Regions from separate parts of the Homo sapiens genome. Here region 1 is linked to region 2. Evidence: chromatin contacts called from ENCODE Hi-C or POLR2A ChIA-PET data. All regions are on one chromosome and are shown on one strand. Each heading gives the region's core, a stretch centred on a gene start or an enhancer-like site at or near the end of the contact. The rest is flanking DNA. Distances are from core to core; before and after follow the strand shown.

Region 1 (3,099 bases), core at 567-3,066, 38 kb before region 2:
AGAACAAACTTCTCCATGAAAGGAGTCTGCGTTTCATGAAAGATCAAAGGTCTCAAAGTCTCCCAAATTGCAAACTCTTCTACAGTAACGTAGCCCAGTAGAGAAGAGCCATCAGGCAGCTCATTAAAGCTTGTCAGCCTCAATAGCTAACATTTTCTTCCTTTCTCATTGAACTCCATTATCAGCAATGAGTTTTGCGGGGAGCTGGGGGTTTTGTTTGTTTTCTTTTGCTTTTACTTAAAATAAAAATGTGTAACTTAACTTCCAAGAGACATTGAGATTTGGGCACAGTTTTCAGTCAGCTCCCTCTTCAAAGACCTACTGCAATTGCCAAAGCAATAATAAGACATTATGGAAAGGGGGAAGGGGGCCCATTCACACGCCAGAATCTCCATATAACCTCTGTTTGATAAAATGCTAGTTGGTCCAGATAAATGGAAGGCACAGGAGAGCAACTTAGAACCTGATTCCCAAGAAAGCAGGACTCAGAGAGGTTCTCTCGCTCAACAATATGTACATCAACTGCTTGGGAACAGCCAAGGCTAGACGCAGTTCAGGCCAGGGGTCGGAGGAAGAACGTGGCTTAAATGCCTTTGCTGCAGTGTATGGACAGCATTCCAAAGGTGCTCTGCCAGGAAGCCCCAGGCCTCGTGGATGGAGAGCGCTTCAGCTTGTCCCTGACACTGCAGGCAGTAGCCCTACCAGGACTGCTCAGTGCCATCCTGCTGTCCCCTACTCACCTTCCTGCTGTTAACAGACCCCTAAACAGGTCACAATCAGCCCCAGAAAGACTATTTTCATTAGGAAAAAATAATGTAAGTGACCTCAGTGTCCAGTGATAGATGGTGTTTCAGGAAATGACAGGGACATGGAACAAGCCGTCCCCTTCTTGTCTTCCCTCTTGTAACTTAAAGAGTGCTAACACCTGCTGCCAACCCACCCCCTCAAAACTGACAAAAACATTTCAGTTCCTCAGAAGCAGGTGCCTGAAAATTTGAAGTGTTAATTCAGTCATGCAAATCAATACCAGGCGTTGAACCTAAGAGGATTCAGGTAAGAACTGAAGAAATATTTCAGGTCTTTTTCCCTAAATGCCTTTCACAATTAGGCCACAATTCAGAGGTCTTATTCTATTTACTCATTTTATCCATGAGTTCAGAATGCAGCAAAAATTTTCTTCCTAGGCCTCTCAGAAACTATTGGAGAAAAAAAAATAGAAGAAAGGAACCGAATATCCCCCATCTAGCGGCCACAAACCAGACATAGTGACACTTTACTTATGTCATTTATCTTCCTCCACCATGGCCTTGTGAAACAGTCTCAGAAAGGTGCTCACAGTAGGGAGAGCCAGAACCAGATTGTAAGCCTAGACTCATTCATTTGTTCATCCATTCATTCACCAAACATTTTACTGGACACCTACCATGCGCACAGCACTGTTCTGTTAGCTGGAGATAAACAGCAGTGAATAAAAGAAAGTCTCTGCTTTCACGGTGTTTCCATTTTGTTAGACGAGAAAACAGACAAGCACACTTATCAGGGCTTCCCAACAGGTATGCCGGGGAGTGCCCCAGCTCCATGGGACTGGGAAGGAGGGCAAGTTGGCAGCAGAGGCTGGAGCGACTGCACCCCTGAGATGGATTCCACCCACTATGATTAGGCTCATCCATTACTTTGACACAAAGCACCATGCAGATATCATCATTTTCCATGACTGCCATGACAGCAGGGCTCGGGGATACTAAAGAAATCATTTGCCAGTGGTGATAAGGGCTATGAAGTTGTGCTGACCGCAAAATCCCTGCTCCTCCTACCAACTGCCTTTTCCAGTGGTTGAGCAATCTGCAGACAAGAGGACAGTCAGAATCCCACACCGAAACTGGGAGGGTGGGAATAAGAAGCTGAAACTTCCTCATGCTCCATCTACCCAGCCATCCCACCCTCATTTCAGTGTCCTCCTAGAAGTCTGTATTTCAGTCAAAAGGAAACACTGGATTTCGACGTGCCTCATGTTCCTCAGCTTGTAAACACAGCTGAGAAACCAAATGGTTTTTTGGCAGCTACGTTTCTGCCCCTCTCTTAGCACACAAGAAAACGTGTCTGTGAAGACTGCCTTAGAACATGATGCCTCGAGCCCAAGGGCGACCCCACTGCACCATGCAGGTAACATCACAGCTGTGCTGCAGCTGTTCGCCTGGAGCTGGTTTGGGCCTTGGCCTCCTCAGCCCACTGCCCCAGCTCTCCCAGCGGCTCCAACATGGGTCTTGGGCTGCAGGAGAGCCTGGAGAGAAAGCTTGCAAACCCAGAGTGGAACCAGAAAAACAATTCCTGGCAGTGCCTCAGAAATGAATACCATTCAGGGGTAGGAAGTAAAAAGTCAAAACTACAAAGATCGGAGTCAGGTTCTTTGGTTACAAAAAATATATACTGTTTCCTCACTAGATCCCATCTCTTTCCAAAGGATAACATCTACTGCCTAAGTCATCTGTAACTGGAAAGAGGGAGGGAAATGCCGCACCACAGTTTGACTTTTTAATGGTACTGAAATCTATAGGTCTGTGCCTAGTCGTTTGAATAAGTTTTCAGTAGCAAAAAAAAACAAAAAACAAAAAACAGGATACAGTCTTCGGTGTTCAAGGCTTTTGTGGCCAATCTGGCTTCTTGCTGGACTACAAAGGGAGGCTTATCTGTGACTAATCTCTAAAAATTAAGTTTAAATCAAAAGCTGCCACAGGTGACCCCAGCTTATGACTCCATATGCCAAAAGTCTGTAATAGCAGGATGCTGATGGTGGGACAGGTTTTGTGTGTTGGGGAGACAAGAGATACACGGGAGCTTTTTGTATTTCTGCTCAATTTTGCTGTGAACATAAAACTGCTCTAAAATGCTTTCTGTTTTTGGAGAGACAGGATCTGGCTCTGTTGCCCAGAGTGGCGCACAGTGGCACAATCATGGCTCACTGCAGCCTCAACCTCCTGGGCTCAGGCGATCCTCCCACCCCGGCCTCCTGCAAGTAGCTGGGACTATAGACATAAGCCACCACACCTTTCTCTACCTTTTTTAAAAGTTTGTAACACGGGTGGTTCAAACTCACAAGAC
Region 2 (3,416 bases), core at 195-2,694:
GCTGAATCTGGCCCAGAGAAAAACAAACCAATGTTAGAAGCAACTTGGCCCCATTTACAGCTCGTTTATGAATTTTTCTTCAGATTTTTAGAGGCCGGGCACGGTGGCTCACACCTGTAATCCCAGCACTTTGGGAGGCCAACGCGGGTGGATCACAAGGTCAGGAGATTGAGACCATCCTGGCTAACACGGTGAAACCCCGTCTCTACTAAAAATACAAAAAATTAGCCGGGCGTGGTGGCGGGCACCTGTAGTCCCAGCTACTCAGGAGGCTGAGGCAGGAGAACGGCGTGAACCCGGGTGGCGGAGCTTGCAGTGAGCCGAGATCACACCACTGCACTCCAGCCTGGGTGACAGAGCGAGACTCCATCTCAAAAAAAAAAAAAAAAAGATTTTTAGAGTTTCCAGATTTCCAACCTAATACAGCAAAGAAATATATTGATCAGAAGTTTGTATTGCAGCTTTTAGAGTGCTTTGACAGTGAAGATCCTCAGGGAAGTTTTTTGTTGTTGTTTAGTTTTTTGTTTGTTTGTTTTGAGACCGAGTTTTGCTCTCTCACCCAGGCTGGAGTGCAGTGGCACAATTATAGTTCACTGACTGCAACCTCCGCTTCCCAGGTTCAAGCAATTCTCCCACCTCAGCCTCCTGAGTAACTGGGACTACAGGCACGTGCCACCACACCTGGCTAATTTTAGTATTTTTTTTACAGAGACAGGGTTTCACCATGTTGCTCAGGCTGGTCTTGAACACTTGGCCTCAAGTGATCTACCCACCTCACTCTCCCAAAGTGCTGAGATTACAGGTGTAAGCCACGTGCCTGGCCTGGGAGAGAGCTTTTTCTAAAATCAGCCTTTGCAGAATCTATGGGAAATTCTTGGGCTTGAGAGCTTATATCAGAAAACAGATACATAATATATTTTATAGGTTTATTTATGAAACAGAGCATCATGATGACATAGCAGAGTTACTAGATATATTGGGAAATATGATTAATGGATTTGTTTTACCACTAAAAGAAGAGCACAGATTTTCTTAGTCAAGGTGCTATACCTTTGCACAAAGTGAAATCTCTGAGAGTCTACCATCCCCAGCTGGCATATTGTGTAGTACAGTTTTTAGAAAAGGATAGCACCCTCACTGCATCAATGGTGATGGCACTTCTCAAATATGGGCCAAAGACTTACAGTCCAAAAGAAGTAATTTTCTTAAACAAATTAGAAGAAATTTTAGATATAATTGAACCATTGGAATTTGGAAGATCATGGAACCTCTCTTCTGGCAGCTAGCCAAATGTGTCTCCAGCTCACACTTCCAGGTGGCAGAGCAAGCGCTCTATTACCGGAATAATGAATACATTATGAGCTTAATCAGTAACAGCGCAGCAAAGATTCTGCTGATCATGTTTCCATGCTTGTACTGCAATTCAAAGACCCATTGGAACAAGACAATACATGGCTTGATATCCAACACACTGAAGCTCTTCATGCAGATGAACCAAAAGCTATTTAATGACTGTACCTAACTGTTCAAAGCAGAGAAACTGAAAGAGAAGCTAAAAATGAAAGAACAGGAAGAAGCATTGGTTAAAATAGAAAATCTAACCAAAGCCAATCACCAGGTACTAAAAAAGAGAGTAACATGAAAATGTCCAGGGTGTTACTTGAATGTTTTCATAAGATAGGAATATATCTTCATCCTGAGAAGGAGGGATATCATTGGCTAAATAAATGACATATAGTGACCTGGGATTCTATTTTGTAATAGTAAGTGTTTAAACCTTTGATATTTGACAAACTTTCCAAAGTCAACTTCTAAATTAAGCTTTTTCTTTGATCTGGCTAACTCTTTTAGATATTAGGTACCCTAAAGTCCAAAAGAGACATATTTGGCTTATTTGGCATACTAAAACCATACAAAAAATATTGCCAAATATAAAATGGTGTTTAAACTTTCTTTGGGTCATATTCATATAAATATATTATTAGCATGTGTTCCAAAATTGTATAGGATTCCCATAATTCTGATATGTCCTATAATTCTGATATGTCTATATATTATCAGTAACAATTATAATTGTTATGTTAAATTGTTTTGTGCCATAAGGTGATCAGACTTTAACCACAGCTGTTCTGAGACTTTAGCCCCTCACTCGGCCTGGGCAGCCCCTCCCCTGACCCTGCCACGAGCAACCCCCTTGCTCCAGTACTCTTCAGGCCCCGGTGGCCTGGTGTTCATTTTGCAGGCCTGAGTGGCGGTGAGCAGAGTTATTTGTTAGGCTAGGGGAGAGAGGTGGCAATCCCCAAAGGAAAGGGAGCCTCAAACCCCTCTGTATGCAGTTGCCAATTGTTATTTCACTCTGATTCTTTTCATAGGCAGTTTTATAATCAGCTATAGGACTCTGAGAGTTGCCCTGGAATTTAAGTTTCTGATAACTTTGAAAATTGTGACATTAGAATAGAGGGAAAAACTTCCAAGACTGCCATAGAGAGTTAATGTGTTCATAAATGTCAAGCAGGACAGGAGTTAATTACATAGACTGAACTAATGGAAGACCAAAATAGTCTTTTTACAACTTTTTGTTTGAAACATTGCTAATTCTTTTGTTTCACAGAGTTCAGAAAACCTTTTGTCTTTTGTACTGTTTGCAGCTTTTAGCAACTGGGTAAATTACATTCTTGAGAGTAAAATTTAGAGCGTATTTCTTTCTGTCTACCTGGTTTCCTCAGAATTTGAAAACTATTTGTAAGTGTACTTAATTTATGGCAGTATAGTTGTTTGCACAAGTTCAATAAGAATCTTTTTTCTTTTGTAACAAGACACCATTGGAGACCCTGGTGATTTTACCAAGGCTTTGACTAGAGTGGCATACTTTCAGGTATAAACAGACTGCTTTAAGTAATCACAGTTGACTTATAGAGCCAATAAAAGCCCCTTGGGAAAACTGGCCTCATACCTTGTCTACACAGTCCTTGTATAGAGTTCCTCACCTGTGGTAAGTAAAGAATGTCACCTGACAGGTCCAGGAGCCCCAAATTACCTTGGGGCCTTAAGGAGAGGAATTCCCCCAACTCATATAAGTATTTGCAGGTACAGATAAATCCATGACTGGGCTCAAGTCTTTAAAAATCTAATCTGAGATTCCTTATGGAATAAAGGAATCAAACACTACCAGCAAAGTCAATTTTAGAAAGAGTCTATGTGGCAAGTAATAATTCTTGCTATACTTTATGCAAATATTCAGGCCACAGATGATAAGACTGAAATTTATTATGCAAATAAATTGGTTCTACAATGACTTGTCTTTAGTAAAAATAACTAGAGAGAAAAAAATATGTTTTAGAAAAAAAACATAGCACACCTGTTGTTAGAGTCTAGTTGTGTTCACTGTTTGTTTGTGAGTTTTTATTTTCTGCAAT

The links. Hi-C counts contacts between places; a loop is a spot of excess contacts on that map. ChIA-PET counts read pairs that join two places held with the same protein, here RNA polymerase II (POLR2A). Pooled maps may share reads with other maps.
Region 1: a loop to region 2 is called in a map with no recorded cell type, with 5 times the contacts of the local background. The contact joins two enhancer-like sites. A Hi-C loop is called at or near these places in 6 of 37 single-sample maps with no recorded cell type and 5 of 50 pooled maps. POLR2A ChIA-PET finds 5 or more read pairs at or near these places in 1 of 52 experiments (GM12878).

Annotation. Positions count from the first base shown.
Region 1 is chr7:137,984,800-137,987,898 of GRCh38, forward strand. The region is part of intron 1 of CREB3L2 (cAMP responsive element binding protein 3 like 2); the gene reads right to left. Among named protein-coding and RNA genes, the nearest start is that of CREB3L2, 16 kb to the right of the region's middle. RefSeq lists enhancers at 1,442-1,591, 1,922-1,991. Within about 2 kb of position 1,817, at least 14 of the 41 ENCODE cell types and tissues checked have a DNase peak (open chromatin) inside an H3K27ac peak, as active enhancers do; they include GM12878, where a contact is called at or near this core.
Region 2 is chr7:138,022,732-138,026,147 of GRCh38, forward strand. It overlaps the pseudogene LOC100128052. Among named protein-coding and RNA genes, the nearest start is that of CREB3L2, 22 kb to the left of the region's middle. Within about 2 kb of position 1,445, at least 3 of the 41 ENCODE cell types and tissues checked have a DNase peak (open chromatin) inside an H3K27ac peak, as active enhancers do; they include GM12878, where a contact is called at or near this core.